Regions from separate parts of the Mus musculus genome. Here all the other regions are linked to region 2. Evidence: chromatin loops called from intact Hi-C (ENCODE). Cell type or tissue: left cerebral cortex. All regions are shown on one strand. Region 1 overlaps Cabp4 (calcium binding protein 4). Region 2 has its middle 6.4 kb from the start of Ndufv1. Region 3 holds the start of Cdk2ap2 (CDK2-associated protein 2). Region 4 overlaps Gm45928 (predicted gene, 45928). Region 5 holds the start of Clcf1 (cardiotrophin-like cytokine factor 1). Region 6 has its middle 3.4 kb from the start of Grk2.

Region 1 (4,000 bases), 120 kb before region 2:
TTCAGGGTCAGTCATCTCTTCCCCACCCAAAGCTGTTACCTGCCTATTGGTGTTTTTGGGGGTGATGACCGTAGCAATCCTTTGGGAAGCTATTTAGTGCTTCCCACTCAGCTCTACAGCCCTGACTTCCGGCAGCCATAGCCCTGTCCCATGGAGTAGCTTCTTCCAGGTCCATCCCAGGATGAGAGCAGGAGGGTTGGTAAGCCATCCAAGGTCTCACAGAGCAACAGGATTTGAACTTGGGCTGCCTGCTCTGAAGCCAGGTCTTTTTTGGCCCCCTGGCCTTCACGGTGATCAGGAGTGTCCCTGATCACCCACCCTCACCCCTATGCAAGAAACCCCTCTACAGCAAGGAACTGGGTGTGCCTTTGTAGATCCAGAGCCCAGGTGGGAAGACAAAGAGTGTGGCATTGCCATCAAACCGATTGTGATGCTCTGCCTGGGTCCACAGTGGGAGGCTTTGTGGATTTTGAAGAGTTTGTGGAGCTGATAAGCCCAAAGCTGAGGGAGGAGACAGCTCACATGCTGGGCGTTCGGGAGCTACGCATCGCCTTCCGAGAGGTAAGAAGTACAAGGGTATGACAAATGGGTGGCAAGCATAGACTTACATCCTTACTAGAAAGTCTCAGCCTTCAGGAGGCCCAGAGAGGCAAGACTAGGGTCCAGGGTCAGGTAGGGATGGCCTGGCTGACTCCCAGTTCAGGTCTTCATGTCAGGGAAACTTCTCACCAAGGAGACAATGTTGGTTCTCAATGTTGGGGAGGGTCAGATGGTTATGGGGAACAGCATAGCAACAGGTAGTGTTGAGAATAGAACCACGATAGGATGTAGTTCGGTTGATAAGGTGTATGTATAGCTAGTGTGCACAAAGCCCTGGGTTCAATCCCCAGCACCAAAGAAAGCCAGGTATGGTAGTGTACACACGTAATCCAGGGTTTGGGGCGTGGGGAAGGCAGGAGGGTAAGGAGTTGAAGGCTATGCTGAGTTTGAGGACAGCCTGGCCTGCAGGAGGCACTGTCTCAACAATACAAACTCATCAACTAACTCTGAAGATGGCTGAGCATAGTCGTCCACACTTTTAATCCCAATACTTGGGAGGCAGAGGCAAGAAAATCTTTGTGAGTTTGAAACCAGCCTGGGCAGGATGACATAGTGAGACTCTGTTTTAAATAAGAAAGAAAGAAAGAAAGAAAGAAAGAAAGAAAGAAAGAAAGAAAGAAAGAAAGAAAGAAAGAAAGAAAGAAAGAAAGAAAGAGAGAGAGAAAGAGAGAAAGAAAGAGAGAGAGAAAGAGAGAGAGAAAGAGAGAAAGCAAGCAAGCAAGCAAGCAAAACAAGTAGAGCCATATGTATGCAGATATGCAGATAAGGTGGCGTAAAAGCCATGCTTGGACTCTCTACTTGGACAGTTTGACAAGGACAGGGATGGACGGATCACGGTGGCGGAGCTGCGGCAGGCAGCACCAGCTCTGCTGGGGGAACCACTAGAGGGCACTGAACTGGATGAGATGTTGCGAGAAATGGACCTCAATGGGGATGGCACCATAGACTTTGACGGTGAGTCACCCTACAGACACCTCTCCCATGCCTCTAGCACCGTGAACCTCCTTCAATCCCTGACCTGGATTGGCCTTTCCCTTCCCTCTCTCCTGCAGAGTTTGTAATGATGCTATCTACAGGCTGAGGCACCTTCAGGGACAACCTACTGGCCCTGGAGGCCAAGACACCAGCAGACACCAGACTACCACACCCTTCCCCAGCATGGAGAAATCCCCCTTCCCCCAGGCTGGTTCACCCCCTCACCACACCCAACTCCAGAGTCTGCCTGTGCTGTCTTCTCCCATCCCCAAGCTGTGGAGAGAAAAAAAAAATTGAAGCTGGTTACAGTTTTCACTGGAGAACATGATTTGAATCTCTTTAGATCCTGGAGAGGTAGGGAGTTCCCCACAACTGGCTGCATTCAAATGAATGAGGCATAGTGCATTGGGGGAATTCCTAGGACATGATGAATTGAGAGAGTAGCTAGATCACTTCCCACTACTTGTTTGTATAAAGGGTTGTTTTTGAAAAATGAACTTGGGCCTGGTAATGACTTTGTAGGTAAAAGTTTATGCCACTAAGCCTGAATTTGATCCCTGAAGTTTGTGTGGTGGAATGAGAGAACCAACTTCACAAAGTTGCTCTTTGGTAGGCTAATGCCCTGTTCACACCCCCTTGAATAAATAAATAAATGAAAAGTGAACTTGAATCTGGATGTGGTGGTTTGTGCTAGTATCTCTGTACAGACGGCCTAGGCAAGAGGGGCACAAGTTCAACTCCGAAACCCCTGAGAGGATGGAGAGCTCGTGTGTTAGGCCTCAGGGGTGGGCTGGCTTGCGGGAACTCAGTCCCGGACTGAGGGTTGGGTGCCCACCTTCTAACACTCACGGGGGACAGAGACCTGAGGGGAAGGAAGGCATGGGTCACCCGCTCACATTCCAAAGTCTGGAAAGCAATGGAGAAGAACTTAAGCCTGAGAGAGTGGCAGTGCTGAAGGTGACTGGTCAGTCTGCAGAGACAGAGGAGACCCAAAGGGGAGCCAAGGCTCAGGCCTTCTGTACTCGCCCCTGTGGACTTCATTTAAGGTTAGCCTGGAAGATTACAGATGCAGAGTATAGCATTCGATAATCCAAATGAAGAATTCTGATCGAAACTAGGAGAAGGCTGGGAAAGCAGCTTTTTTGTTTTGTTTTGTTTTTTTCCTGAGACAGTGTCTCACTTTGTAGCTCTGGCCGGTTTTGAACAACCTATGTAGACCAGGCTGTCCTGGAATTCAGAGACCCTCCTTCCCCTGTTCCACCCCGCAGATGCTGGCATTAAAGGCATGTACCACCTAACATAGTCACTAAGGAAATCTTTATGCCTCCTATCAGTGTGTCTCAAGATAAAGAAATACTGCTTATAGTGTCTATTTAGAGTTTTGGTTTCCAGCAGTGTTTGAGAAGTGTGACCAGTGTCAAGCTCTGGGTTGAAGTGTGACTTAGTGGTACAGTGCCTCCAGGCACTGGCAAGGTCCTGGGCTCAAATGCCAGCACCACCAAAAACAAACAAACCAACCAACCAACCTCCGCCCCCCCGCCCCCCCAAAAAAGGAAAGAAAGGCCAGCAAGATGGCCCAGCAGGCAAGGTGCCAAGTGTGAAGGCCTGCGGTCAGTCCCCGGGATCCACATGCAGAGGGAGAGAACTGATTCCCACAGGTGTCCTCTGACATGCCACATAGGATGCTGCATGTATGAACCTCTACTCTCAAATAAATAATGTAATTTTAACAACAGAAAAAAAGCTCATTTGTTACAATTTTAAGTGATGTATACTGGGTCAAAGAATGGAATTAGACTCAAATCTGACTTAAAAATTCTTTTTAAGCGATGGTGGCACACACTTTATTGCCAGCCCCGTGGAGCCAGAGGCAGGTAGATCTGAGTTTGAGGCCAACCTGGTCTACATAGCAAGTTCCAGGCCAGTCAGCTACACAGTGAAGCTCTTTGCTTAAGCTTTTGAGTTTTTGTTTTTTTTGTTTTTTTGTTTTTTTGTTTTTTTTTGAGACAGGCTGCCTCAGTGTTCAAGGCCATCCTGGAACTCATTATGGAGCCCAGGCTGGCCTTGAATCCAGAGATTCCCTTGCCTTTGCCTCCTGAGTGCTGGGATTAAAGGCGTCTGCACCTCCCTCCTCGTGTGAAACTCTGTCTTAAACAAAAACAGGGCTGGAGAGATGGCTCAGTGGTTAAGAGCACTGACTGCTCTTCCAGAGGTCCTGAGTTCAAATCCCAGCACCCACATGGAGGCTCACAGCCATCTGTAATGGGATCTTCTTGCGACTCCTACCCTTAAAAAAATAAAAAACTTTAAAAAAGTAAAAACAAATTATTATTTGTGAGTGTGGCTGCCTGCCATGGCACACATGTGGAGGGCAGAGGGTGATTTGGGGGACTCAGCTTCCCCCTTCCACAGTAGGACTTGGGGT
Region 2 (4,000 bases):
CATGTTAGGACATCCCTCCCTTTCAGGAGGGATGACCCCTGAACTTTCCTCCAGTTAACTGCTCTGACCCTTTCAGGCCAGAACCAAAGGGAAGCCATTGTTCTCCTCAGAGGCCAGCCTGGTCTACAGAGTGAGTTCCAGGACAGCCAGGGCTATACAGAGAAACCCTGTCTCAAAAAATCAACCAACCAACCAACCAACCAACCAACAAACAAACACAACAACAACAAAAAACCAAAAAAACTAAAACAACAACAACAACAAAAACCCCAAAAGCCATAAATAAATAAATAAATAGCTAGCACCCAAGCCAGGTGTGGTGTTGCATTGGGGAGGCAGAACAGATATCTGTCAATCCAAGACCTCATTCAGGGCACATGATGAGAACCTGTTTCAAGGTCAGGGTGAAGAATGACATTGCGGGCTAGGGTGTGACAGAGTCCTTGCCTAGTGTGCACGAGACTCTGGCTTCCCAGTACCACATAAGTTCAAGTGTGGGTACCCGTTTGCCATCCCAGTGGTCTGAAGGGGTAAGCAGCAAGAGCCTCAAAGTCGTCTCCAGCTACACAGTGAGTGTGAGGCCAGCCTGGGCTACATGAAAAGGATAGCCCCTCCAAGTAAGTGAGTTTTAGGGATTGGAGTCAGGTCTTGGGCTTGGCAGTGGGTGCCTTTACCCAGTGAGTGATCTCATCTGTTTTGATTTCATGTGTTTGACATGGTGCTATACCTTAGTCTGGGGGTGGGGGGGGAAGGGACTCCCAATACAGAAGGCAAGGCTGAGGCCACAGGCATTTAGAAAATTACAATTAAAAATAACAGTCTCCACCGGGCGGTGGTGACGCGTGCCTTTAATCCCAGCACTCGGGAGGCAGAGGCAGGTGGATTTCTGAGTTCAAGGCCAGCTTGGTCTACAAAGTGAGTTCCAGGACAGCCAGGGCTACACAGAGAAACCCTGTCTCGAGAAAAATAAATAAATAAATAACACAGTCTCGAGGCTGGAGGGCTGGCTCAGCAGTTAAGAGCACTGTCTGAGGACTGCGGTTCTATTCCCAGTATGCACATAGTGGCTCAGAACCATCTGTAACTTCAGTCCCAGGGGATCTAATGTTTTCTTCTGGCCTCCACGGGCACCAGGAATGTGTGTGGTAGACATACATACATACATACATACATACAGGCTAAACACCCACACAAATAAAAAACTAAAATAAAATGAATCCCCATCTGTCAGGACCACTGCCTCTCTGTCTCTCAGCTGCTCTAGCTGCCTGATTACGTGGCTCTCTGAAAGGCAGGTATCCCAAAACTCCATATTCAAGGTCAGCCTGGCTATCACTGGAGGCTTGACTCAGTGGTACACAGAGGAGCCACCATGGAGGGACTAGGGGCATAGATCAGTGATAGAAGGCTTGTATAGCATGCACCAGGCCCTGGGTTCCCCCTTCAGCGTTGGAAAAGAAACATCTTGGCCGTTCTTGGCTCTTTGTTGTTCCATACGCATTTTACTATCAAATTCTCAGTTCTATGAGAAGTTATGGTGAGCCTTAGGTAGAGTTTGCACTGACTGTAGGCTTGGAAAGCCACATCTACGTGCAATAGTCATCACAGTTAAATTCCTGAGCATCTGAAATATTGGCTGACTCCAGGGCTCATAGACAAAATCGTGCAAGAAAAAGGGCTTTAAATACTAGCCAGGGCCTCATGACCCAGTGCCAACAACTGAGGCTCCTCCTCCTAGCTTTTAGAGTTTGCCATGGGAAGAAATCGCCTTTAGGCGGTAAACAGTGACCTCCAGAGGCGAAGATGCAGAGGAGCTGAGCGGCTCAGTCTGTGTCTGGCCACAGAGAAGAGCCGGGCAGGCTATTTTCTTTTTCTCACGCTCAGTGGTTCTCAACCTTCCCAATGCTGAGACTCTTCAATACATACAGTTCTTCATGTTGTGGTGACCCCAACCACTGTATTATTTCATTGCCACTTCGTAACTGTGACTTTGCTATTACTGTGAGTTGTAACCTAAGTGCCTGACTGCAGGATATCCGACCACTGTGCAAGGGTTGTTCAACTTCCTAAGGGGGTCATGACCCACAGGTTGAGAACTGCTGAGTTACAAACCAAGGCCATTCTAAAAACTGGATTCTTTGGAGTAGGGCGATTCAGTTCACATTTGTTACAGCTTCCAAGGGGTGTCTAGACACCTCCTGTATCTGCCATCCCACACAGCCGTCAAGGACGCACGGGACTGCTCTCCCAGAGGAAGAAGACACTAGTGCTTAGTCTTTGAAGACAAAGAGAGAGTAAGCCACACAGCAGGTGAGCACACAGGACTGGGCTGGCCGTGGGCCGGGTGCTGGCTCTCTGCCCACTTCCTTCACAGGGGAAGAGCTTGTTTCAGCCGTGTGCTGGACTCCTGCAGTTGCGTCCCATCTGTGTCTGATTCATATTATCTAGGCTGGAAATGAAACTTAGCTATGACTTAGCCAGAGCTGAGTGAGATCCCAGCACTTGGGAGGCAGAAGCAGGCAGATCTCTGAGTTTGAGGCCACCCTGTCTAGTCACTTGTCACTCCAGTGAGTTCCAGGATATAGTGAGACCCTGTCTTAAAACAAACAAGCAAGCAAACAAACAAACAAACAACCCGCTAGGTGTGGGGAGGCATTCCTGTAATCCCAGCACTCAGAAGGCAGAAAATCAGGAGTTCAGGGTCATCCTGGGCTACATATCAAGTTTGAGGCCAGCCTGGGCCCCAAGAAACCCTGTCACAAAACAGCAAAAAAAAAAAAAAAAAAAAAAAAAAAAAAAAAAGAAAAAGAAGAAAAAAAAAAGGAAAGAAGGGAGGGCGCAGCAGACAGGTCTGTACATATACTGTGTTAATTCCTGTTCTAAAGTTTTACAGATGAAAACGTTTAATGAATGCAGCCACACCTTGGGCACAGAGAGGTCAAGGAACTTGATCAAAGCACCACAGAGCATGTCAACAGAAGGGCAGAGGATTAAACCTGACTGAGTTCAGATTCTGCTCTCAGCAGCTTCGCCAGGTGTCACCCTTAAGGCAACAATCGTTTACTTGATGGGAACGGGAGCGAGGTGATTAAGCACAGATTAAGAAGGAAAGTTACTCCATCATCTCAGGTGCCAGTCACCAAACACCCTTCAGGATAAACCTGTGCTCCTGGGACGATCCTAAACATGCTCAAGACCTCTCGCCCGTTGGCAGGGGCTGGGGAGGGAGGGCTGCCTAACATGCATGAAGCCCTGGGTTCAATCCCTGGGTCTGCATAAAATTAGGTGTTAGGGTGCATGGCTGGAAACCTAGCACTCAGAGGGTAAAGACAGGAGAGAGAAGTCAGAGCCCCCTTGTTTCTGCAGGGAGTTTTAGGTCAGGCTGGGCAGCCCTGACCCATTCTCAAAACCTGAAAGCTTTAGCAAGCTTCGTAGTTACTGGCGCTCACAAGAATTTCAGATTTAAAAGCATTTGGCTCCAGAATGATGGGCAAGTAGTTTAGTTTCTTCTGTCAAATGGTAAATTTTTTTGATCATTGAACTCATGTGCTATTGTAAAGTGTCTTTTTTTTTTTTTTTTTTTTTTTTAATAATCGGGAAAACAGAGTGCAAAGAAACCAAAGGGATTAAATCAGGCAGTGAAAACACACTGCTACCATTTCTTGATTTTTCTTTCCCTTCCTTCCTTCCTTCTTCCTTCCTTCCTTCCTTCCTGAGACAGGGTCTCATACAGCACAGACCAGCCTCCAACTAACTTGCTGTGTTGGCTAGGATGACCTTGAACTCCTAATCCTCCTGCTTCTACCCTCCACCTCTTGAGTGCAGAGATGAAAGGCATGTATAACCAGACCTTGGAATACAACACCTCTAGTCTCTGTAGTATTTTGTATACTTACAATGAAAGAAAAGTAGTATTTTTAATTTTTGAAATAGGAAACCGGTTATAGTATTAAATAAGTATTTCCTAAAGAGAAGTCCCAGGCAGGCACTCCTTCATCCC
Region 3 (4,000 bases), 77 kb before region 2:
CAACTTCGGAGACACACTCCTCCCCCCTGCGCTCCACCTACAAGCTCTACGTGACCACGCCCACTTCTCAGGCCAGCAAACTGAGGCTGAGCCAGGCTCGTCTAGCAGGCCCCGGATTGCAAAACTCGAGCGGTTTCTCTCCAAGACCTCGACTGCCCGGACAAGGCGAACAAGGATGGAGTTGGAGCCTCACCTGTAGGGACCGGGGTGCCTGGCCCGGGGGTGCTGGAGCCCGGGGTACTGCTGGGGGCGGGCGCGATAGGTTTGTAGGACATCCCAACTCCTCAGTGCGGCGGCCGCCAGCCGGCCGCTCCTCTGGGGTTGGCTGTCCGGCAGCTCAGCCGCACTCTGATTGGCAAGCGAGCTGCACGCCCCTGGTAAATAGAGCTCCGGCCGGAAGGGTGGGCGGGCACGATCGGTCCTCACTCTCGATTGGCGCGCTCAGCTGTCACTCGAGCCTCCTCATTGGCTGAATCTTGCCCCCGCAGGGCGCAACCGCTGCCGATTGGCCTCCACCTTCCGGACCTCGCACCTGTCTGCCCCGGATTGGGCGGTGACAGTCGTCCTCCTCAATTGGCGAGTTCGGGGCCCGGGGCCGGCGCGCTTTCAATCCGATTAGTCCCGAGGTCCAAGAGGCGGGGCCTCGGCAGCGGGCCAGTCTGGTCCCCGCGGTTTGCTCCGGTGGTGTGTGGCGGGCCGCCGAACACACTTCGTCCTCACCGCTTCGCGACTTCCCTCCGCTCAGAACTCCCAAGGCCACGGCTCCCACAGTGTGAGCACTCCGCCCTACCCCGAGCGTTTTACGTCACCTTTCACTGGTTCCGTGTCCCCCCCCCTTCGGCTGTGCGCATGTGCGCGCCTCAGGCCTGTATTTGTTCCCATGGCAACGGTTCCCTCACCAAAGTCATTACCAAGCTCCTTCTCTGGATTGGTTTGAATCTTCGGTCTAGGCAGGTGGGTCCAAGGCAGCCAACGACGCTGCTCGACACTGAACCCTAAGTCCCCTACTCTCTCCACAGACAATGATAGAGCATCATAGATCAAGAATTGCGTTAGGTCAAGTCAGGACCCTGGTCAAGACCCTTGGCTGGAATCTCAACACCTCATTAATGGTTTCCTCCTGGACTCTTTTTGGCGGGTGGGATGAGATTGAGACAAGGTCTCAAGTAGCCCAGTCAGAACTCGAACTCTCCGGGTAGGGGAGGGTGACCTTGAATTCCTGATGCTCTTGTCTCGGAAATGCTAAAGGATTACAGTCACACGCCAGTTTCTTGCCCTAATAGGTTTCCGTTTTCTCATGAAACATGAAGACAGTAATACCTGGAAAGTAAACTTGGAAGTGGGTAGAGAAATAGAGATGAGAGCCAGCCCCATATGGGTTGAAGCATGGTTGATTATTGTTCTGACGTCATTAATGAAACTCCCACCTGGGTCTGGCCATCTAGTTCCTATTTCCTTGAAATCAATTCACTTTAAAATTAAAATAAAACTATTTTATGTATACGAGTGTTTTGTCTGCATATATGTCTGCAGAACTGCTGCTTTAGCCCTCAACTCACTTTTTAAAAAAGCGACTGCAGAGATGGCTTAGCAGGTAAGAGGACAGGCTGCTCCTCCAGAGGACCCAGGTTAGAATTCTAAGCATTTACATAAAGTGCCTCAGAACCATCTGTAACTGCATTTCCAGGGGGCCCAATATCTCTTTCTGTTCTCAGTGGGCACCTAGCAAGCAGGTAGTACACAAACGTACAGTCAGAGAAAACACCCTAGACTTTTTTTTTTTTTTTTTTTCTGAGAAAGGGTCTCACTATCTAGCTCTAGCTAACCTGGAACTCAATATGTAGGCCAGGCTGGCCTTAAACTCACAGAGATCCTCTCTCTTCTTCCTGAATGCTTTGATTGAAGGCATGCACTACCACTCCCAGCTAAATAAATCTCCCTGTTTTTTTTTTTAAAGACTTATTTTATTTATTATATGTAAGTACACTGTAGCTGTCTTCAGACACCAGGAGAGGGAATCAGGTCTTGTTACAGATGGTTGTGAGCCACCATGTGGTTGCTGGGATTTGAACTCGGGACCTCTGGAAGAGCAATCAGTGCTCTTAACCGCTGAGCCATCTCTCCAGCCCATAAATCTCCTTTTAAAAGACTATTAAAAAACAAACCAAAAGGCTGAAGAGATAGTTCAGTGGTTAAGACTGACTGCTCTTCCAAAAGTTTTGAGTTCAATTCCTAGCAACCACATGGTGGCTCACAACCATCTGTAGTGGGATCCAGTGCCCTCTTCTGGTGTGTCTGAGGACAGCTACAGTGTTCTCAAGATATATAAAGTAAATAAATCTTTAAAAAAAACCCAAACAAATCTCAAATTAAAAACAAAAAAACAAACAAACAAACAAAAAAAACAAAACCTGGCATTTAATCATGCCTTTTTAGAATTCTCTAATTCACAATTAAGGCCCTGGGATGGCGGTGAGAGTGTGTAACCTCAAGGAGGCTGGAGGATCAAGAACTCAACACCAGCCTATCCCAAATAAACAAAAATAAAAGTGCCCCGGTCAGGTCACCCAAGACAACCCCCATGTGTGCCAGCAGGACTGCATGGTGGGAAAGACTCCAGTAGGTGGGTGGGAGTGTGTGAAGAGGAGCTACTGTAAAACACTCCGTTCAGGAATGTCTCAGTTCCCCTCCTTTCAGCCTTAAGCCTTCCTGCTTTCTCCCTTGCTCCATATGTTCATTGCTTGGGGTTGAGTAATATCCAAAGGAAACAAAACACCATGGACTGAATAGTTTAAATTGAGATTATTTTTGCACAGCTTAGGGGCTAAAAGTCTGAGGTTGGAGTACCAGCGTCCTGGGTCCCTGCTGTGGGCTTTCTTCCCGGCCTCACACAGTGTTTCTACATAAGGGCCCTGTCCTTTGACCTTTAATTTTCACTTTTTCCTTAGGGACCTACCTCCAGATTCAGCCACAGGGGGAAGTAGGGGTGCACATGTGAGCTTAAGGGAACACACCGGCATCCAGCTCTGAACATCTGGGGAGGTGAGAGTGGGCTGAACACACTGAAGCGATCTAGATGTTCCTCTTCTTTCCAGAGTGGATCCTCCCTGAGGAACAGGGTGTGTCCTGAAGGAGGTTAGAGCAGACAGCTGCAGCCTGCCTACTAAAGACCAGACTCTGATCACTCGGGGGAAGCTGGCAAAGGCCTCTTGGCCTGTTTGTCAGGGGAACCCTTCCCCAGCCTCAGTGTGTGTGTGTGTGTGTGTGTGTGTGTGTGTGTGTTACATGTGTGGGAATGTGTGGGTGCAAGTCCATGTGAATGACTGAGGAGTGAGAAGACCAGAGAAGAGAGTATCCGGTGTTCTCATCTACTGCTGTTTGCCCCTCTGCCTTGAGTTGGCGTATGCCATTGAACCAGAAACTCACATTTCAGCTAGCCTGGCTGGCCAGGGAGCCCCAACTCTACCCCCTAAATTTTGGGGTCACAGGATCACTCAACTATGCCTGGCTTTTTTTACATCGGTATTCAACTAGGGACTCAAACTCAGATCTTAGTGCTTGCAGACTAAGCACTCAGCCCAGCCCCTGGGGTTTGTGTAGGTTTGGTTCTGAGACGCGATTTTGCTCTACAGCTCCAGCTAAGCAGAACTCGCAGGAGCGCTCTTGCCTCTGCCTCTCAAGCTTGGCTCACAGTGTGAGTCACCTGGCTTCTCTGTGCAATTAGGGGACCTTCCGGTATGGCGTCCTCCAGATCAAAGGCTAGGAAGTGAGACCCACAGACTACGTTCACCTCACAGGCTGATAGTCAACAGCCATCTGTAACTTTATGTGAATAGCTGACATTGCTTTTCCTTTACTTTAAAACAAAGTGTTCTATTTTTAATTATGTGCATGTCTGTGTGTCTGAGTGGTATGTGCAGGGCAGGGCAGGTACCTGAGGAGTTCCTAAGAGGATGACACACTCCCTGGAGTTGGAGCTCCAGGCAGTTGTGAGCCACCC
Region 4 (4,000 bases), 210 kb before region 2:
CCCTAAGAAGGCCTCAGATATTCTGGGGCTGTTCCCAAAGGTATGTGGCACCCACTTCCTGAGTCCACAAAGCCCTGAGGGAGCAGGGAAGCCTGGGTGGGGCAGACCCCTCCTCATTCCTGGTCCCTCCCACCCCTGAAAGCTGATAGCCGTGGGGCCTGCCACCGCCCAGGGAGCGTGAAATGGGGTGTGCCGCTGGGCGGCCACAGCAGCTCCCTCCACTGCCTGCGCCTAGTCGCTTGTCTCCTTTGGCAGCTCCTGACACCCTGACCTGCTCTGTGGATCTTGGCTGAGCCATCCCTACCTGCCCTCCCTTCAGCCCCCACCCCAGATCTGCCTGGCTCAGGTCCAGGTAGCTTCTCCAACACTGACTGGAAAGATACCTCCCAGGGGCTTTAGGTTCCCTCAGCCCCTAAGGGATCTGGAGTGCTCTGCTTCAGTGCAGGGACCCTAGCACTAGCCTTCTGGTGGGGGAGGTGTGTGGGGGTGGAGCTCTCCCTAGGAAGCATGCTGTCCTCTCCAGGTGAGCAATAAGATGGATCATCCTGGCTGCTCAGTATCCGACGTGTCTCTAAGGTGGTTAGGGCACTGACTTGGTCTCCTATCTTTGGGTGTTTTCCTACTTTCTTCTCTAACCTCATCATTTTCCTTCCTGCCTAGAACACTTTGCTTGATGCAGAGTTCTCAGAGTGGAGACCAAACTGGTGGTCTAAGTTAGTGGCTCAATTCTGTCTTGTATACGAAGTGTCTTTGGTCAGCACTGATTCCAGAAGCTGGTGATAGAAGTGGATGGAGTTAACTTATACTTTGCAAATACCCTAAGCCTTATTAGGTTCAAGGTCAAAGTCCTGTGAAGACCAGGAGAACAAACAACCTGAACAGAAACCTAGACCTGGGACTCCCTGGGGCTGAGACTCACTGCGCGCGGCTCCTGTGGGAGCAGGTTCATCTTAGCTTTACTCAGTGTGACAGTTCTGGGTGGGGTCAGCACTCTTCACAAATATACATCCTGAAAGTCCCTCGCCTTCAGTTTGAGATGGGTCATATGGACAGAGCCAGTTAGAGCTGAAAAGATGGGGCAGGTAAAAGTGAGGGAGGGCAGCAGCTGCATGAGTTCAATGGGATGTGAGGTCTCTCCCATTTCTTTCTCTCTCCTTAGCAACTCCCCCACTCAGGCCCTGCTACTCATTCTGAGCTGAAATTCAGTCCAGTTTAGGGGATTTTGTGCACCCAGGTGGACACCCCAAAACATCTTGCCCATCCAGCCTTCATCTTTTCCCCAGCCTTCATTTTTGCCATATTCCTTCAGGGTCTCCTCCTAGCCCCTCTCTTCCCTCTCAGACCCAGCACCTTAGCCTAGTAGGTTCTGAGTTTCCTGGATTTAAAGGGTGAAAAAATAGGAAGGTTTCTCTGGGTCCCTAGTGTCTATTCTGCCTTGCCTAGGAACTTTCCCCACCAGCTCCGCTAGTCAGCTCCCCTTTCACTGGGACCAACAGTTCAGAAGTTCTGGAGATTTGCAAAGTGCCCTGCTGGTCATTCCTCACTCTGGCCACCAGGTGTCAGACTTTATCCAGCAGGAAAGAGGTCCTAGTTAGTCCATAGAGCCATATCCTGGAGGCAAGTTGGGGAGGTACCTCCAAGTTCTCTCTGAACTGGCCAGGCTAGGGACCCTGAAGGGTCAGATCCACAGCTCTGTCACAGTCACCTCCTCTGTGTCATTGGTACTAGTCTGCTGGCAAGTGTTTTTCCCTCTAGGAAATTTGGGTACCAGCCTGAGTCAGGGAGCTCAGGAATGGAGAGGACAAAGGCAGGGACAATTAAGGCTCCCTAGAAGGGAGGACTCAGAGGGACTGCCATCAGACTGTGCCGTCTCCCCTGAATCGCTAGCCTGTGTGCTCTAGGCTAAGGGAAGCAAAGACCCGCCCTGTGCCTCCCCATTTTGCCGGCTGTGGCCGTGGTGACTGGTGAATGTGCTTGTGTAAGATGAGTGTTTGAGTGAGTTCCCTTGCTGCTGAGAGGGTCCCTGAGTCCCCGCTGCTTCCTCATTCTCTGGTGAGGTATGGTGATTTGCCTCGATTTAGAGCCTCCTCAGAACTGGATCTCACCTCCAGGGAGCTGCCTTCTCTCCTAGGTGCAGGTTTCTAATACACTGAGCTCTCTGGGGAGGACAAGGGGGAAGTCAGCCCCTCTCATCTCTATTCTCTCTCCTTTCTCCCTAAGGACACAGGACTTCTGGAGACCTAGGCAAGTGGCTGAGGCTGAGTGACGAGAGGGCATTCTCCAATACTGAGGATCAGCAAGACAAGCAAAGTCAAGAGGTGGGGGACCCTAGGTCATAGAAAGCGATTGTTGAGCAGTTGGGAGCCATTGTGCCACACACTACAAGCAGAGTAGACACTAGGAGGAACAATGGCAGGAAATGGATTGAAGAGCTGCTTCATGTGTGGAGCACCGAATTCACAGAAAGTGAGGGCGGGGCCTTACAGGGCAGCCACAGGTGAGAACGGGCTCAGAGAGCACTTCAGGGCTCTAGCCTTTTTCTTTTTCATTTCTGATTTGTGTTTTTGAGACAGTCTCTTGACTATCTCAAGACTTAGAACTTACTATGTAAACCAAGGCTGGCCTTGAACTCCTGATCTTCTTGCCTTCATCTCCCAAGTATTGGGCTTACAGAAGTGCAGCACCGCTTGGGTTTTTGACATACCCACTAGTTATTCCCCACCACGGTGACTGGAGTGTCAGCACTTTGTCCTACAGCGCATCTGGTGGGAATGTCTGTGTGTCCTACAGAGCATCTGGTGGGAATGTCTGTCCTGGGTTGCTAAGAAATGCCACCAATGGGATCCATACGGAAGATGTGTCAGCAACCACCTGGCCTTCCCTGTGTCTGCCCAGCCAGCTTTTGGATTCTCTCTTTATCTCTTCAGTACCCCAAACCCTCCACTCTTCGGCTTCCACCTCCACACTTGGCAATAACACGCTTAGATCCCTTCTGTTTAAAACAGACAAATGCTAAGCCTCCCTTGACCCCGCCTTTGCCACAGCACACAGGACACATCTTCACTTCTCGCCTCACACCGTGTCTTTCTTGGACTCACCATGTGGTGTCTGCCTCTCACCTGCTATGTCACAGGCTCCTGTGGGGTGTGCATGGTGACGTACACATAATACCGGCACATAGGACACTGAAGCAGGAGGATCACTGTGGGTTTTAAGTGAGCCTGGTCTACATAGCTCCCTATACCCAAACACAAAGCAGTTGCCTGTGGTTCCTAACTGCCCAAGCTTGTGTGTTTCCTGTTTTCTCCTCTCAGTTCTCCAGAGCTTGAGATTCCGGGTCAGCTGCTCTCAGCTTCTAAACCTCTCAAAACTCTCCTTTTGGACAGTCTTTTTTTTTAATATTTATTTCTTTATTATATGTAAGTACACTGTAGCTGTCTTCAGACACTCCAGAAGACGGCATCAGATTTCGTTACGGATGGTTGTGAGCCACCATGTGGTTGCTGGGATTTGAACTCAGAACCTTTGGAAGAGCAGTTGACGCTCTTAACCGCTGAGTCATCTCACCAGCCCCCTTGGACAGTCTTTGCATCACTTTAAATCAAACTACCAAGGATTTCACTGTGTCAGGCATTATGCTAAAACATTATCTGGATGTGTGGCTGAGCAATCCTGGAGCCTGCCCCCCAAATACCGTCTGACTGAAAAGGAGATTCACCTGTGCCCTGACCCATCTCTGCCTATCTAAAACCTTCCTGTCCTCTGAGAACAGTACTGAATCTCACCCTGTGCCTTTATGCAAAAGATGTGCTGAGCACTTGCCATGAGCAGATACTCACACACATCAATAGGGAGACACACTGCTTCCTCCCTACTGCCTTCTGTCTTACACTTTCATTTGATGGGTCTGCCTGCTTGACTCCCTACCTTTCCTAATATTTATTGGTTCTCTCCTCCTACCATGTAAGTAACTCATATTTGGTTTGGCAGCAACCACCTG
Region 5 (4,000 bases), 200 kb before region 2:
GCCAAAGCAGAAACTGGAGGCTTGGCTGGCCTTTTTGTTTGACCTGCTGGAGGCAGCCTTGTCATCCAGAACCCTGGATAGGCTCTGTCTGCCCCATAGCAGGAGATATAGTCAGGAACCTAGCGTGAAACTTGTTTCTCCCTCCCTTTCTGGGCCCTGTGGGACATCTCTGGGGAGAATAGCTCCTTACACTGGGACAACAGGGGAGAAAAAGCCTTTGGATAAACAAAAGCTAAGTCATCTGGGCAGAAAAACAGCTCATGAAATTAACCAGACGAGTCCGGTGTTTCCAGGAATATTTCAGTTCTGAGGTAACTATGTCACTGCAAGCTGGGGGGGGGGGGGACACAGGAGAACAGAAGGGGAGCCTACTGGCCAGTTCTAAAGAGAAGCAGAAAGAAGCATGGTAGTCAGTCGTAGAAATCAAAGTGGAGACCAGTAGAGGTGAAAGGGGAGTTGAAGTATAGTCCTATGACAGCTCTGGTCTTGGACAATATGTGCCCATATCTCAGGCAGCCAAGCTGGAAGGCCTGGACAGAGAACACCTGACCTCAGTATGAGCACTGAGCCGGGGACTCACCATGCCCAGGGGTAGGTTTGGTAGACCCCCAGCTCGGTTTTTCTCTCTAGCTCATGATGTATGCAGGTGGACCCCACCATAAGGCTGCATCCCAGGCCCCCTCCCCCAGCCCTGGTCCCCCGCACCACCCCCCCTGGCTGCTGCCCACTGATTGTTTACATCCCCTCTCCTTGTGTTTATAAATCCGGCTGAGCACGTGAGGAGCTAATGAGTGCAGCTCACGTTTCCTGCTGCAGCACCCCTACACTCCCTATCCTGGCCCCTGCCAGGGCCAGCCCCTAATTCTATCCAGATCCCTGGGCCCTGGGAAACCAGGCCCCCCTCATGAACACACACACACTGCCTTATCCGTGGCAAGTCCAAAGGCCACCCCCACATGCTACATAGGCAGGCAGCAGCCTCCCCTCAGCTCCTGGCCCATCCCACAGGCTGACCACCCTCAGTAAGGGTGGGGGGCTCAGCAGCGCAGATGTCCAGGGTAGATGGGGTAGACTTCATCTGGGTCCAGGGGCTAACAGCTGTAAATCCTAATGTTGGGCCCAGAAGTTATACAGTCTAGGCTAAATATGGAGCCAGAAGGAAAGGTCGTACCTTCAGTCCATATCAGAACTAGCATCTGGGTGACTTTGGAGTACACTGAGGGGAACTGAAGGGAGTAGTTTAAAAGTGGTGAGATCCATGTAGGCCCACGGAAACCTAGTCTTTCCACCCTCACTTCTGCAGTCTCAGGTCCCTTCCCCATGGCTGGTGAGGAATGAAGGTAGGGCCTGGAAGCCAGGAGACCGAGCTCTACCATGAACCCACCTGGTAGCAGTGGCTCCCATAGGAGACTGCACTGTGCTAAGGTTCCTCCCAGATGAATCCTATGGGGCTCCATCTTGGTGTCCTTTCAAACAGTCCTGTTTCCCCCCTTCTCTTCCTTTCTAGTCCAAAAGATGGACGGACCGGTGTCAGGGGAAAGAAGCAGCAGGCAAGGCAAGTCTTTCCTTGTGAAGTGAGTCCGGGAGCTGCGCTTAGGCTGAGGGAAAAGCTGCTCCACTATGCCACAAGAGGGCCCTGGGTTTCTCAGGGAGATGAGAGGAAAGCCACTGCTTTCTGGTCAGCAGCCCTCTGAGGCCGCCGGAAAAGAAGCGAAGGAAATAGCCCAGAGCGAGTGTGCGGGTGAACTGGAAAGGCTGTTGTGGTCAAGGATGTACAGGAGGGTGTGGGAGGGGCTGCAGAGAGTGCAGGAGCCAGGGTGTGAACAGGCAGGTGGGATTATGGGGAGGAATGTGAAGTGTCAGGAATCAGTAGCTAGTGTGTAGGGCTGGCTTGCAGAAGTGTGAACTGGACACTTGGGTGTGCAGCCGGGAGCCCATTACTCCAGTCAGCAGACAGTTCTGAGGTTGCCCAGGGACACCAGCTTCCATTTCTAGTTGTTCCTCTTCCTTGAAGTGTGGCTACCGGACACTAGAGCTATAAGGGTGCACCTTGACTGTTAAGAGAAGTCAGAACTTTCGGCTGGTGGTGAGGGGGGCGAACGGGATGGTGGTGTGTACTGACTGGACTGAGACAGATGCCTGTCAGGGACAATGAAAGCCAGAGATTTCCCTGCTCAGATTCAGAGAGAGAGACAGACAGACAGACAGAGAGAAAGAAGAAAGAGAGGAAGAAGAAGAAGAAGAAGAAGAAGAAGAAGAAGAAGAAGAAGAAGAAGAAGAAGAAGAAGAAGAAGAAGAAGAAGAAAGTGAGAGAGAGGTGTGAATGATGTTCCCCACCTCTAGTCTCTCTCTAAGATTCGGTCTGCCGCTGCCATATACATCCATCCTCCTGTCTGCCCTCCTTTCTTTTGGCAGGTTCTTCCTGCTCCTAGGCTCTGGAGAACACGGAGATTGGGGGTCTCCTAGAGGAAAGCCTTCTGCACCCCAGTGTAATAGAAAGGTAGGTGAGAACATGGGTGTGGGGACTTTGAAGAAGCTACGCGGACTTTGCTTGAGGGGATCAGCTCCAAGAACTGGGGCGGTGGAAGTTGGCAGTTCGCTGGCCCTACCTTCTCGACCGTGACCTCTCGATCTCGGACCCCTCCCGGCGGCGATGGCGCCTTCCCCTTGTGTGGCCCCGGCGCCCCCGGCCCCGCCCCCCCGTTCGCTCCCTTCCCGGCGGCGGCGGGGGCGGAGGCGGGGTCCGGGCGTTGGGCTTCGGGGCTCGGCTGAGCCGCTGCCCGCTCCGGCGCGTCCACTCCCTGCCTGGCCCGCCCTCCTGCCACGGGCCGCCTAGCCAGGCAGCCGCTCGAGGGGCTGCCGGCAGTCTCGGCGCTCCCGGCCGCTGACGGACTTTTTCCTGCTGGGTCCGGCCAGGCTGCGTCTCCCCCACAACACCCTCCTGCAGTAATCACTCCCAGGCCACCGCGGGCTCGGGGCCCCGGCCACCCCGCCGCGCCTACCTGCCTCTGGCTCCCAGGCGGTGGGCAGCATGGAGGGCTCCGGCCACGCCGCGCGCAGCGTAGTAACCGGAGTCCCGTGGCGGCCCGGCCCGGCCCGGCCCGGCCCAGCTAGGTTTGCTCTGCCCTCCGCCCTCCTCTCGCGCGCCCTCCTGCCCTCCCCGCGGGCCGAGGAAGGAGTTCAGCGCGGCCCGAGGTGTCGGCCTCCCCCTCGCTTCCCGCTGCTCGGCCGCGGGCTCCCCCTCTGCCTCTCTCCCTCCCTCTTCCTCTCCTGGCCCCCTCCTCCCTTGCGCCGCGGCCCCCCCCCCACACCCTCGCTGCCCGCCTCGGACTCGCTCGCCCCGATTCTGGCGCGGGGCTCTGTGTCCGCGGGTTCCCTGGGACCCCGCCTCGCCGCGGCTCCAGGTGGCCGCCCGTCCAGGTCTGAGGGTTGTCCAGGCTCCCCGCCGCGTTCTCAGCCACCTCCTGGCTCCGCCAAGCGGACTCCAGGAATGCCGCGTCCCCACCCGGCCCCTCTCGAGGGCGCCCGGCCGTACCTCCCCAGCCCGAGCTCTGCTCCCCGGCCCGGCCCGGGCTTGGGGCTCCGAGGGTGGGGAGGAGGACGGGAACCGGATCTCACTGGTGCTGGGCGGGGGCGGAGGCCTCGGCCTCGGACGCCTGGCTCCTACCTGCTCGGAGGTCCATGGGGCTGGGGGCCGGGCCGGCCGGGCGCGGCTCCTCTCCCAGAGGCTGGCGGAGTGGGAGGGCGAGCCGCGGCTCCGGCGAAGCTTTAATAATCCCATCCGCCAGGCCCACTCGCAGGTTTTTTTCTCTCGGTTTCGCATTTTTTTTTCGGTGTGGGACATTCTGCAAACTTTTTTTTTTCTGACGTGTAAAGCTGTAACCACAAATTGTAGCAGCCCTCCCCGGGTGGGGGGAAGAGGGGGGAGGAGGGAAGGGAGGGCTTCTGGGGCTCCTCTCCCTCCCACAACACTGAGGGGGGGGGTGGTGAGGTGAGGCAA
Region 6 (4,000 bases), 290 kb before region 2:
TGATCAGCACACACGGGAACAGTTGCCCTCTGAACATAAAGGTTCAGAAAAGAACAGGCTGAGCAAGAGCCTGCCATATGGAGGAAAGGTGCACAGCCCAGCTTAGGCTGGAGAGATAGATAATATAACACATTTGTGGGCTGGAGAGATGGCTCAGTGGTTAAGAGCACCACATGGCGGCTCACAACCATCCTTAACGAGATCTGATGCCCTCTTCTGGGGTGTCTGAAGACAGCTACAGTGTACTTGCATATAATAAATAAATCTTAAAAAAATTTTTTTGTTCAAGATACAGAGAGGCTGAAGAGCAGAGATGTGGAGGGAGGGTACCTAACTGAGAGATGCAGAGGCCAGGCAGGGCTCTTAAGTCTCACAGGCCACTGGAAGCAAATGAGTGTCATCCTAGGCCCTAGACCAGTCGAGGTAGAGTTTAAGCAGTGAAAGCCACAATAGAAAGACAGGGAGCCTGAGAAGAGGCTACTGTGCTTCACACAGATGGTGCTGGTGCATCTAAGGGAATCAGACAGGTAAGGAGTTGAAGAAGACTCATCATGTTTTAGAAGATGGAGACTTCAAGGGGAGGAGGGAGCAGGTTACAGTGGTGGGATCAGGAGCTCAGTGTGGACTAAGTTTTCAGCACTTACCATCACCGTGAGCAGAAATGGTGGTCCTCTCCTCTTTGCACTGCCAGCATCCTGGCCCAGTCCAGCACAATCTGGATATGGGACTTGGTTTGTAGAAAGAAGGAAATGCACTCGGGAGGCAGAGGCAGGCGGATTTCTGAGTTCGAGGCTAGCCTGGTCTACAGAGTGAGTTCCAGGACAGGCAGGGCTATGAAACCCTGTCTCGAAAAACCAAAAATTAAGAGAAGAGAAGAGAAGAAAAGAAAAGAAAAGAAAAGAAAAGAAAAGAAAAGAAAAGGGGCTGGTGAGATGGCTCAGGGGGTAAGAACACTGACTGCTCTTCCGAAGGTTCTGAGTTCAAATCCCAGCAACATGGTGGCTCATAACCACCCATAATCTGACACCCTCTTCTGGTGTGTCTGAAGACAGCTACAGTGTACTTACTCATAATAATGAATAAATAAAAATCTAAAAAAAAAGAGAAAGAAAAAGAAAAGAAAAGAAGAGAAAAGAAAAGAAAGAAGAGAAGAGAAGAGAAGAGAAGAGAAGAGAAGAGAAGAGAAGAGAAGAGAAGAGAAGAGAAGAGAAGAGAAGAGAAGAGAAAAGAAAAGAAGGGCTGGTGAGATGGCTCAGTGGGAAAGAGCACCCGACTGCTCTTCCGAAGGTCCGGAGTTCAAATCCCAGCAACCACATGGTGGCTCACAACCATCTGTAACAAGATCAAGATCTGATGCCCTCTTCTGGAGTGTCTGAAGACAGCTACAGTGTACTTACATATAATAAATAAAAAAATCTTTAAAAAAAAAAAAAAAAAAAGAAAAAAGAAAAGAAAAGGAAGAAGGAAATGATTGAAGCTGGCCTGAAAGGTCAAGTTTACAAGTTTACCTTCCTCCTATACACCACTAGGTGGCAGCACCACCTCAAAGACCAGCCTTAGCAGCCCAGAGGCCTCTTCACACTATCTGGTCCCCTGGCAGACTGAAACTGCTTTCTCAGGTCTCAAGAATCCATGAAGGATGCCCAGGAGACCTGCCCCTGGGAACAAGGTCTGGCTGGGACAGTGGGTGGGGCTGTGGGTGGGATGGTCCATCTGGGTTTCCAGGTACTGAAAGGATGGCTGGCATCTCCAAACCCACACTCAGACTCTGCTCTGACAAGTTCTTCAGGCAGATTTTTTTTTTTTTTTTTTTTTAAATAGGAACTGTTCCAGAAAACCCAGGCCAGGGTGGGGCTGTGCTCTTAGGCCCAGTCTCAGAGAGTCAGGGCAGTGCTTGTGTGAAGGTCAGGGGCACTGCTTCTGCTGTAGCTGCTAGCCCTCTTCTGCTTCACATTTCATGTGTTCAGGAGTGTGGTCACTCATTCATTCATTCATCAAACATCAATGCTTGTCTGAGTCTAGGCCTGAAATGAGCCAGGAACAATGGAGAGATGATTCAGTTGGCTAAGTGCTTCCTTCAATCTTACTTCAGTCCCTCATACCCACATAAAAAGCCGGTCTGTGACACACAGTTACGGTCCCAGCACTGGGGTGGTGGAGATAGGTGGATTTATGAGGCTTCATGTCCCACTTGAGAGACTCTGTCTCAAAATAAATGAACTGGGTGGTTGGAGAGATGGCTCGGTGGTTAAGTGTTCAGAACATGTACGTGAAGGCAGGCATGGTGGCACATGCCTTTAATCCCAGCACTCGGGAGGCAGAGGCAGCCGGATTTCTGAGTTCGAGGCCAGCCTGGTCTACAAAGTGAGTTCCTGGACAGCCAGGGCTATACAGAGAAACCCTGTCTCGAAAAAAAAAACCTAACTAACTAACTAACTAATTAACTAATAATAATAATAATCTTAAAATTAATTAAAATGAGTATATAGATGGATCCTGAAAAATTATATATAAGATTGACCAGACACATACCTGCACATAGCATGCATGCACTCATACTCACAGAATATGCACACATACTTGTAACACATATGTTCATATGCACACAAGAGAGAGATGACCGCCGGGCGTGGTGACGCATGCCTTTAATCCCAGCACTCGGGAGGCAGAGGCAGGCAGATTTCTGAGTTCAAGGCCAGCCTGGTCTACAAAGTGAGTGCCAGGACAGCCAGGGCTACACAGAGAAACCATGTCTCGAAAAACCAAAAACCAAAAACAAAACAAAAAAAAGAGAGAGATGACCATGGAGCATCAATTACAGTGGAAGTCAGTGGGTATCTCTCCTCATATATCAACATGCCTGACATTCAGGTGTAGAGATGTTATGATGTAATGGCTGCCTTCCCCCAATTTATATGTACAACAATGAATGTTTTGATTGACGATGGTTTTAAATGAAAGCAATATGGCCTGGTAGTGTTAAATGTAGAATGGAACATGCATACAGTTGGGGTCAGGGCATCAGGGCGTGGGTCTGAAAGGAACAGCAGGATTGGTTATGGAAGAAGGCACATAAAGGGGCTTCCAGGTCCATGGAAAAGCAGAAGCCCAAAGTGAAGAACTAACAGAGAGAGGAGATTCTTAGGGGATGGCAGGAACCAAGCTAAAGAGGGCAACAGGACTCTACCATTCATGCTTCAGTTTAAGAGACTCGCCAGCCTGGCGCTGGTAGTGCACGCCTTTAATCCCAGCACTCAGGAGGCAGAGGCAGGCAAACTCTGTGAGTTTGAGGCCAGCCTGGTCTACATAGTGAATTCTTGCACAGCCACAGCTCCATAGCCCTGTCTCAAAAACGAGAGAGAGAGAGAGAGAGAGAGAGAGAGAGAGAGAGAGAGAGAGAGAGAGAGAGAGACTGTTCACCTAGGCCACTAGGGTGGTATAAATCTCTATAAGTTCAAGGCTAGCCTGGTTTACATAGTTAAGTTTCAAACTAACCAAAGGCTACATGGTGAGACTCTGTTTCAAAAAAGCTAAGCACAGGTTACTGTTCAACCGAACCTGGCTTGGGCAGCAGAAAATTGGGGTCCAAAATGTCCCCTTAAGATTTTACACTTTTGACAGGTGGTGGTGGCTCATGCCTTTAATCTCAGTACTTGGGAGGCAGAAGCAAGTTAATCTCTGAGTTCAAGTTCAAGGCCAGCCTGGTCTACACCCTGTTCCAAGACAGGGATACACAAGGAAACCCTGTCTCAAAAAAAACAAACAAACAAACAAACAAAACCAAAGGAGACTTGGCAGTCTCAGGTGGGTATAGTGGCACACACCTTTGACCCCAGCGCTTGGAAGACAAAGGCAAGCAGATTTCTGAGTTCAAAGTCATCCTGGTCTACAGAGTGAGTTCCAGGGCAGCAAGGGTTACACAGAGAAACCTTGTCTGGAAAAACCAAAACCAGAAACAAAAACAGGACTTTTCACTCTTGGTAGCTCTGGGGCACTAGAC

Evidence for each region. Hi-C counts contacts between places; a loop is a spot of excess contacts. Peaks named below come from ENCODE experiments on the same cell type or tissue, not always from the same donor. Only the 100,000 strongest peaks of a DNase experiment are listed, where the experiment ranks them.
Region 1: it touches region 2 in a loop (6-fold over the local background); 3 of 42 quality-filtered maps call a loop at or near these places.
Region 3: it touches region 2 in a loop (2.4-fold over the local background); 8 of 42 quality-filtered maps call a loop at or near these places.
Region 4: it touches region 2 in a loop (4-fold over the local background); 13 of 42 quality-filtered maps call a loop at or near these places.
Region 5: it touches region 2 in a loop (2.7-fold over the local background); 14 of 42 quality-filtered maps call a loop at or near these places.
Region 6: a loop joins it to region 2, with 2.2 times the contacts of the local background. A loop is called at or near these places in 3 of 42 quality-filtered maps.

The regions. Positions count from the first base shown.
Region 1 is chr19:4,133,668-4,137,667 of GRCm38, reverse strand. It overlaps Cabp4 (calcium binding protein 4), which reads left to right. Exons shown (of 6, transcript NM_144532.2): 4 at 452-561; 5 at 1,407-1,554; 6 at 1,653-2,245. The coding sequence ends at 1,681. Among named protein-coding and RNA genes, the nearest start is that of Cabp4, 3.9 kb to the left of the region's middle. In left cerebral cortex, CTCF peaks have their summits at 1,336 and 1,536; a DNase peak (open chromatin) is centred at 1,533.
Region 2 is chr19:4,017,173-4,021,172 of GRCm38, reverse strand. No RefSeq gene overlaps it. Among named protein-coding and RNA genes, the nearest start is that of Ndufv1, 6.4 kb to the right of the region's middle. In left cerebral cortex, a CTCF peak has its summit at 1,795; a DNase peak (open chromatin) is centred at 1,770; H3K27ac peaks cover 350 bases.
Region 3 is chr19:4,093,701-4,097,700 of GRCm38, reverse strand. Cdk2ap2 (CDK2-associated protein 2) reads right to left here and starts at 350. Exons shown (of 4, transcript NM_026373.4): 1 at 194-350. The coding sequence starts at 275. In left cerebral cortex, CTCF peaks have their summits at 171, 372 and 2,288 (motif pointing left); DNase peaks (open chromatin) are centred at 84, 489, 821 and 2,720; H3K4me3 peaks cover 1,431 bases; H3K27ac peaks cover 1,633 bases.
Region 4 is chr19:4,226,066-4,230,065 of GRCm38, reverse strand. All of the region lies in intron 1 of Gm45928 (predicted gene, 45928), which reads right to left. All of the region lies in intron 2 of LOC102631992 (a long non-coding RNA gene), which reads left to right. Among named protein-coding and RNA genes, the nearest start is that of Pold4, 3.8 kb to the left of the region's middle. In left cerebral cortex, a CTCF peak has its summit at 1,550 (motif pointing right); a DNase peak (open chromatin) is centred at 1,550.
Region 5 is chr19:4,214,168-4,218,167 of GRCm38, reverse strand. Clcf1 (cardiotrophin-like cytokine factor 1) reads right to left here and starts at 3,930. Exons shown (of 3, transcript NM_019952.5): 1 at 3,668-3,930. The coding sequence starts at 3,683. It overlaps Gm45928 (predicted gene, 45928), which reads right to left and starts at 3,743. Exons shown (of 4, transcript NR_132309.2): 1 at 3,668-3,743. It overlaps LOC102631992 (a long non-coding RNA gene), which reads left to right. Exons shown (of 4, transcript XR_003952884.1): 3 at 2,416-4,000. In left cerebral cortex, a CTCF peak has its summit at 1,619 (motif pointing right); DNase peaks (open chromatin) are centred at 1,646 and 3,802; H3K4me3 peaks cover 1,392 bases.
Region 6 is chr19:4,307,606-4,311,605 of GRCm38, reverse strand. No RefSeq gene overlaps it. Among named protein-coding and RNA genes, the nearest start is that of Grk2, 3.4 kb to the right of the region's middle. In left cerebral cortex, a CTCF peak has its summit at 1,527 (motif pointing right); a DNase peak (open chromatin) is centred at 1,566.